Linked DNA regions of Homo sapiens: region 2 is linked to region 1. Evidence: chromatin contacts called from ENCODE Hi-C or POLR2A ChIA-PET data. All regions are on one chromosome and are shown on one strand. The core of a region is the stretch at or near the end of the contact, and the rest is flanking DNA. Distances in the headings are between cores, read along the strand shown. Region 1 overlaps ADGRV1 (adhesion G protein-coupled receptor V1). Region 2 has its middle 34 kb from the start of LUCAT1.

Evidence for each region. A loop is a pair of places that touch in the nucleus more often than their neighbours do. ChIA-PET counts read pairs that join two places held with the same protein, here RNA polymerase II (POLR2A). Pooled maps may share reads with other maps.
Region 2: a loop to region 1 is called in a pooled map, with 2.8 times the contacts of the local background. The contact joins two enhancer-like sites. A Hi-C loop is called at or near these places in 2 of 168 maps with a recorded cell type or tissue (aorta and ascending aorta) and 6 of 50 pooled maps. POLR2A ChIA-PET finds 5 or more read pairs at or near these places in 7 of 52 experiments (AG04450, BJ, H1 and 4 more).

Annotation. Positions count from the first base shown.
Region 1 is chr5:91,144,883-91,148,659 of GRCh38, forward strand. The region is part of intron 87 of ADGRV1 (adhesion G protein-coupled receptor V1); the gene reads left to right. Among named protein-coding and RNA genes, the nearest start is that of LUCAT1, 170 kb to the right of the region's middle. Within about 2 kb of position 1,614, at least 5 of the 41 ENCODE cell types and tissues checked have a DNase peak (open chromatin) inside an H3K27ac peak, as active enhancers do.
Region 2 is chr5:91,278,048-91,281,824 of GRCh38, forward strand. No RefSeq gene overlaps it. Among named protein-coding and RNA genes, the nearest start is that of LUCAT1, 34 kb to the right of the region's middle. RefSeq lists enhancers at 1,471-2,412, 2,411-2,670, 2,413-3,354. Within about 2 kb of position 2,109, at least 39 of the 41 ENCODE cell types and tissues checked have a DNase peak (open chromatin) inside an H3K27ac peak, as active enhancers do.

The DNA.
Region 1 (3,777 bases), core at 364-2,863:
TTGGATTAAATAATTGAGAATCCAGATTCTCTCTTATAATTCTTTCACAGACTGGCATACAAAAGGGAGCCTGAGATTTAACATGCAGTGTTTGGAACGGGGACTTGTTTTTATCCTGAGGTCAGAAACCTCCACAGCTGAGTACTTTGGATAATGAAAGTCCATTTTCTATATTTGCCCAGCTTGGGCTGGACACAGGCAAATGTCATACAATCTGCGTTTAAACATTCTTTTCTTTCCATTTTAAGCATTTGTGTTTCCTGCAGCACATCTAAAAGATTCACAATATTTACTGTATATTTCTATGCTTTTAAGAAAAAAAAACATGCAGCTTTCACATGCAAGTTATTTTCAGCAGGCAGTTCCTTTCCTGAAACACAAAAGGCTAGATATAAAAACAAACAAGAGGGAGAATACACTGTTTTAACAAATGGGTCCTCAGAGATGGATTTTAAAGCATGGATTTTGTTTCCCGATCTAGCTTTTACCCTATCACTTCACAACACTGAGAGAAATCCTGAAATAAATCAGTAACGTTTGCACAATTTTTAAGGCTGACAGTTTTATTTTTTTCCTGTTTTGTCTATTGCTGTAGCCAATTTAATTAGGTCATACCCATGTGAAAAGTTTGTTGTACAAGAAAAATTTTGGATGTGTGTGAGTATTTTCAGGAAGATTTGTTTCTGCTAATGTTCATGATGTCCTTTGCACATGAAACTAATTCACTTATTATCATACACAATTTAGAATATTATTATTGTTTCCAAAAAAAAAAACAACTCTAATTCAAGGGGAAATACATGTTTGTTTACTTTTAGATCATGGTTAGAGCAATTACACTTTATTTTTAGCAGATAAACCACTGATTTTAAAACATATTTTTTTAACAATACAGATTAGATGCCAACCCAAGAAGGGATCATTTGAGTAGAAAGGGGAGAAAGGACTAAATTATAATAGTATTCCAGAAGTGGCAGCAGAAATCAAACACTAGCCTACATACCTAGAGCATTGCCCTCTAATTTCACTTTTATAAAAGTTGTTTGTAATTCTTAGGTCCTGGGTATTTTCTAATAGACTTTTTATGATTATACCAACAGAGGTAAGTTTCAGGCCCACAAGAAAGTTATTGCTTCTACACTCCCAGAAATGTTAAGAACCACGGGAGAATGCCATTTTTCGCAAAATGAAGATACTTATTCATGTTTTCTGAAAAATCTTGATGTTAACTCCTTTTCCTCTTTAATGAGCTGAATGCCTTGCTTTTATTTTTATGTATTTAATAATTTTAGTAACTATTTAATTGAGATTCTTACTTGCTTCCGAAACATCAGGATAAATAGATACAAGAGGCACAATTTAACATATTTTATTGGCTGAACATAAAGGTCACAATTACCAAGCTTTATAGACACACCATTAGAAGTATACAGTAGATCCTTTGTAGAGACCATGAATGAGAGCCAGTGTAGGCGATGTCAGGAACAGCAATACAAATTTTGAGTTGCTGTCTGTGACGAAAGCCCAGCAATTGTCAAGAGTTTGACTGGGTCGCAAAAGAATTTAAAGGGCCAGCAGCTCTTTAAGAATGCATGCGTTAGCTTTATCCTTATGTAACATTTACTGTGAGGCAAGGCATGCCAAATATTAAGCAATCTACTGAATTCTGCTGAGTCCCTACCCAGTGATTCTATTTTCAAATGAGATAAGTAGGTGAGATATACAAATGAAATCAGAGGCTTGATTAATGCTGCCCATCCAGAAATCTACAATGTGAATGGATCACTATTAGTACCCCAGTTTCAGCATTTTCCTAAGAAAAAATGGAAATAAGTGAAATAGATGGGAAAATATGGTACTTTTTTGGAAGTTAAGAAGTTTGCTTTCTAAAACAAAATGTACATAGCTAATCAGATATACTTCTGCAATTCTGTTTTCATGTATTAATAAAGCTAGATTTCAGCATCACTTAAGTTTTTACCAAGAAAAGAATTTGAAGCTGGGCATGGTGGCTTGCACCTGTAATCCCAGCCCTATGGGAGGCCAAGGTGGGCATATCTCTTGAGCTCAGGGATTCAAGACCAGCCTGGGCAACATGGCAAAACCCCATCTGTACAAAAAATAAAAATAAAAAACTAGCCAAACATGGTGAAACACGCCTGTGGTACCAGCTACTGAGCAGGCTAAGGTGGGAGTATCGCTTGAGCCTGGGAGGCAGGTTGCACCACTGCTGTGATTGCACCACTGCACTCCAACTGAACTCCAGTCTGGGTGACACAGCAAGACCTTGTCTTAAAAAAAAAAAAAAAAAAAAAAAGATTTGTTAGTGAGATGTCAGTTTTCCTAAATTACATTGACTAAATTTTTTGTGACATTCAAAATTTGCCATGGTCTCTTGCTAGATTCCTAACATGTTCTGTAAATTCTCAGCTTTTAGTAGAATTTGAAGAATGCTTGTGGAAAATCAACAATGCTTTCAACCATTGGTATGGTTTGGTTCTATGTCCCCACCCAAATCTCGCCTTGGATTGTAATAATCCCCATGTGTCAAGGGCAGGACCAGATGGAAGCAGTTGGATCATGGGGGCAGTTTATCCCATGCTGTTCTCATGATAATGAGTGCATCTCATTAGATCTGATGGTTTCATAAGCATCTAGCATTTCTCCTGCTTGCACGCATTCTCTCTCCTGCCTCCCTGTGAAGAGGTGCCTTCTGCCATAATTGTAAGTTTTCTGAGGCCTCCCCAGCTGTGTGGAACTGAGTCAATTAAACCTCTTTTCTTTATAAATTACCCAGTCTCGGGTATTTCTTTATAGCAGTGTGAGAACAGACTAATACAGTAAATGGGTACCTCAGAGAGTGGGGTGCTGCTATAAAGCTATCCAAAAATGTGGAAGCGCCGTTGGAACTAGGTAACAGGCAGAGGTTGGAACAGTTTGGAGGGCTCAGAAGAAGACAGGAAAATGTGGAAAAGTGTGGAACTTCCTAGAGATTTGTTGAATAGCTTTAACCAAAATGCTGATAGTGATGTGGACAATGAAATCCAGGCAGAAGTGGTCTCAGATAGAGACAAGGAACTTGTTGGGAACTGGAGTAAAGGTGACCCTTGCTATGCTTTAACAAAAAGACTGGTGTCATTTTACCCCCTCCCTAGAAATCTGTGGAACTTTTGAACTTGAGAGAGATAATTTAGGTTATCTGGCGGAAGAAATTTCTAAGCAGCAAAGCATTCAAGAGGTGACAAAGCATAAACGTTTGGAAAATTTGCAGCCTGACGATGCAGTAGAAAAGAAAAACCCATTTTCTGGGGAGAAATTTGAGCTGGCTGCAGAAATTTGCATAAGTAATGAGGAGCCAAATGTTAATCGCCAAGACAATGGGGAAAATATCTCCAGGCCATGCTAGAGACCTTCACCGCAGCCCCTCCCATCACAGGCCCGGAGGCCTATGAGAGAAAGATGGTATCCTAGACCTGGTCCAGGGCCCCGCTGCTGTGTGCCATGTGTGCAGTCATGACTCTAAGGGGCTAAGGTACAGCTCAGGCCATTGCACCAGAGGGTGCAAGCCCCCACCCAGCCTTGGCAGCTTCCACATGGTGCTGGTCCTGTGGGTACACAGAAGACAAGAATTGAGTTTGGGGACCTCTGCCTATATTTCAGAGGGTATATGGAAATGCCTGGACACCCGGGCAGAAGTTTTCTGCAGGGGTGGAGCCCTCATAAAGAACCTCTGGTAGGGCAATGCAGAAGGGAAATTGGGGTTGGAGCCCCCACACA
Region 2 (3,777 bases), core at 859-3,358, 130 kb after region 1:
AGCATGGAAAAACCCCATCTCTACAAGAAATACAAAAATTAGCCAGGTGTGGCACACGCCTGTAGCCCCAGCTACTTGGGAGGCTGAGGTGGGAGGATCACCTGACCCTTGGGAGACTGAGGCTGCAGCAAGCAGTGATCATGCCACTGCACTTCAGCCTGGGCAGCAGGGTAAGACCATGTCAAAAAAGAAAAAAATGCCTATTTGGGGGGCTTCACTTTCAGAGATAGTGTCTTTAAGCCTGAGGGCTGGTCAAGGAATTAAGAGTTTTTCTATAACTCTTTGGGTAATTCTGACACAAAGTCAGATTGGAAAAATATTACTCTGAAATAAAGAAAATTTATAGAAACTTGATTTTATTTTATAAACAAAGTTCTAATTAAAAAAAAAAAAAAAGAGCCGGCCAGGTATGGTGGTACACCCTTGTAATCCCAGCACCTTGGGAGGCCGAGGCAGGCGGATCCCTTGAGCCCAGGAGTTCGAGACCAGCCTGGGCAACATGGTGAAACCCTGTCTCTTAAAAAAATACAAAAATTATTCAGGCATGGTGGCACACACCTGTAGCCCCAGCCCCTGGGGAGGCTGAGGTGGGACTATCACCTGATTCTGGGGAGGGTGAGGCTGAAGTGAGCCAAGATCCCACCACTTCACTTTAGCCTAGGCGAGAGAGTGAGACCATGTCTCAAAATAAGTAAATAAAAATAAAAAGGAAGAAAGAAAAAGAGCCGAGTGGTGGTGCACGCCTGTAGTCCTAACTACTGGAGAGGCTGAGGCGGAAGGGTTCCTTGAGCCCAGGAGTTCGAGGCCAGCCTGGGCAACACAGAAAGACTCTCTCTTTTTTTTTTTTTTTTTTTTTTTTTTTTTTTTTTTTTTTTTTGAGACGGAGTCTCGCTCTGTCGCCCAGGCCGGACTGCGGACTGCAGTGGCGCAATCTCGGCTCACTGCAAGCTCCGCTTCCCGGGTTCACGCCATTCTCCTGCCTCAGCCTCCCCAGTAGCTGGGACTACAGGCGCCCGCCACCGCGCCCGGCTAATTTTTTGTATTTTTAGTAGAGACGGGGTTTCACCTTGTTAGCCAGGATGGTCTCGATCTCCTGACCTCATGATCCACCCGCCTCGGCCTTCTCTCTTTAAAGAAAAAAAAAAAAAAAGAAAAGAAATTTGTCTATATAAATATACAGTTAAAGCAAACAATATAATATATAAAACCAAATTTGGAAATATTTTTTCCTTCCATCAAAACTTAAACATCAATTTTAGAACACAGTGTTCTATATCGTAAGGAGTCCTAGAGTCTACCCAGTATAATGTCTCACATCCTCGCCCTCTTGCTATAGTTGTCAAACCTAAATGTACCTAAGAATCACTGATAGGTAGTTGGTTAATACGATGGATTATTTCTAGGCCCCGACCTCAGACAGGTGCCTCCATGCCCCCACCCAGCCAGGACATTCTGAGTCTGTAATTTGAAGTGAGCTTCAAGAATCTGCATTTTTACCGCGGCGCTTTTGATGCAGGCGGTCCACGGTAAAGTTAGAGAAATGCTGCCCTGCTGCTGCGCTGCAGATTGAACTCTGGGGAAGAAGAAATGAGCACGACCGGGAGCGGTCCATCTAAACCGGTCCATTTAGATGGACAGGTTTTAGCAGTCCATCTAAATCTGTCTCAGGAGCTTTCTTTCTTTCTTTTTTTTTTTTTTTTTTTTTTTTTGAGACGGAGTCTCGCTCTGTCGCCCAGGCTGGAGTGCAGTGGCACTCACTGCAAGCTCCGCCTCCCAGGTTCACGCCATTCTCCTGCCTCAGCCTCCCGAGTAGCTGGGACTACAAGCGCCCACCACTACGCCCGGCTAATTTTTTGTATTTTTTAATAGAGGCGGTGTTTCACCGTGTTAGCCAGGACGGTCTCGATCTCCTGACCTCGTGATCCGCCCGCCTCGGCCTCCCAGAGTGATGGGATTACAGGCGTGAGCCACCGCGCCCGGCCTGTCTCAGGAACTTTCAAAGGGGAGTGGCAGACAGAAAATGAGCACGGTATCTAATCAGCAAGTAGGATTGCAAATAAGAACGCCTTTATGAAGGCCCCAGTTTTTACAGTAAGTCCCTCACTGCCCGCACACAACGATGCCAAGTTCCAACCTGATTTGCGTCACCACAGTTGTGGGTTTGCGCCAAGGTTAGTTATCAAGCGTAGTGAGAGGATAAATTCACAAAATGAGGGACAAAAATAAGACGAGAGCTGGGTACAACGGAAGTGAAACCTGGGTGGAGGTCATCTCCAAATCACAGTGGAAGGACGATGTCAGGGATTTGTCCCAACACTCTTTTGATGAAAGAATTTGATTAGTGGACTATTGCACTCTTAAAGGCAAAGAAAACAAAGCACGGCAGTGCCCCGCTCGGTCGGGATTCAAAAGCAGTGAAAGCTGCCTTGCTCTGTTTAAAGCGACAGGACTGCTCTGCTATTCAGGAAAGACTAAGGAGGCAGCGGTATCTGCGAAGTCCTGCGAGCTCCCGGCGACAGGAGTAGCGCGAGCAGCTGACGGGGGAAATCCACTGGCAGCGAGTCGGATGAGTCAGCGCTGAGTCACGCTCGGCGCTACGTGCCGGCCTGGGCGGCCGCAGCCCGGGGCCCGCAGCCGCGGAGTCAGCAGAGATCCGCCGCTTCCTGGAAGACCCTCCCTGCGCCTGAGGGAGGGGGCGGCGTCGCCTCCTCGCGCCGCCAAGGCCCCCTGCAGTCACACACTCGCCCGCACGCACGACCTCCTCGCTCCATCCTGGGGACATCCAGGATTCACCCCCGAGGGGAAGAGTCCCATGTGACAAATGGTTAGAGCTTGGGCGGATGCTTTCATCCCATGTGTTTCCTCAAAGCTGAGATTCCAGCGCTCTTGCTCTTTTCGTGTTGTTGTTAGGTTTTTAACTTTTTTTTCCCGTTTCCTGGCAGAGGATTAACACGCTGATCTTTTTATAGTTTCCAATATTTTAAATGAAGCACAAGAAGAATGGATTAATAAAACGTGTTGAAACTTAAGCATCAAATCGTCACACTGCTCTGGGTTCTAAAATGACTAGAAAGTGACTGCACTAGAAGCTTTGAATGTTGGGTAACTGGGAAGGATTAACTCGGTTCTGATGTGCCCTTTGTTAATGAAAATCAAATCTTTGCTATTTGTCCAACCACCCTTATAATAACTAAATTTGTCTAAAGACTGGAGACATGTGTGGTAATAATTAGATATGGAGTCACCAAAGAACAGGGTAGCCATGCCTTTGTGTTTTCTGTGCCTTAACTAACATTCTGTTGTCCTAATGTGCAAATGATACATTGTTGGTTTTAAAAAATATTATGGCAATGTTTATATCCATGCTGAGAGTTAATAGCAGGTATTGTGTCATGAAGTGCAGCTAGTCAGTGAGATAGTCCTGATACAGGTGGGGTAATTATTATTTAGGGACAATTTGCGGCTGTTTTTCAAGACAGACTGGGTCTTTAGAAGTTGTGCCAGCTGTTACCGGTGGTTCTGCTTCATTGGGAGAATTATTTCCCTCCTTATCCCTGTGTACGTGTGAAATGATGCAAAACAATAGAGTGTTCGTGTAGTTTGACTGCTTTTCTTGCAGGCAAGGAGACTGAAGTAATTAGAGGTTGAACTGACTCACCAAGGTTACTGGAGAAGCATGACTACCCAATTTTGTAAAGGAGAGAAAAGCCCCAAACAAATACAAATAGGAAACATGAAAATACGAGAGAGGATCAGAGCCCAAGAAAGCAAAATGAG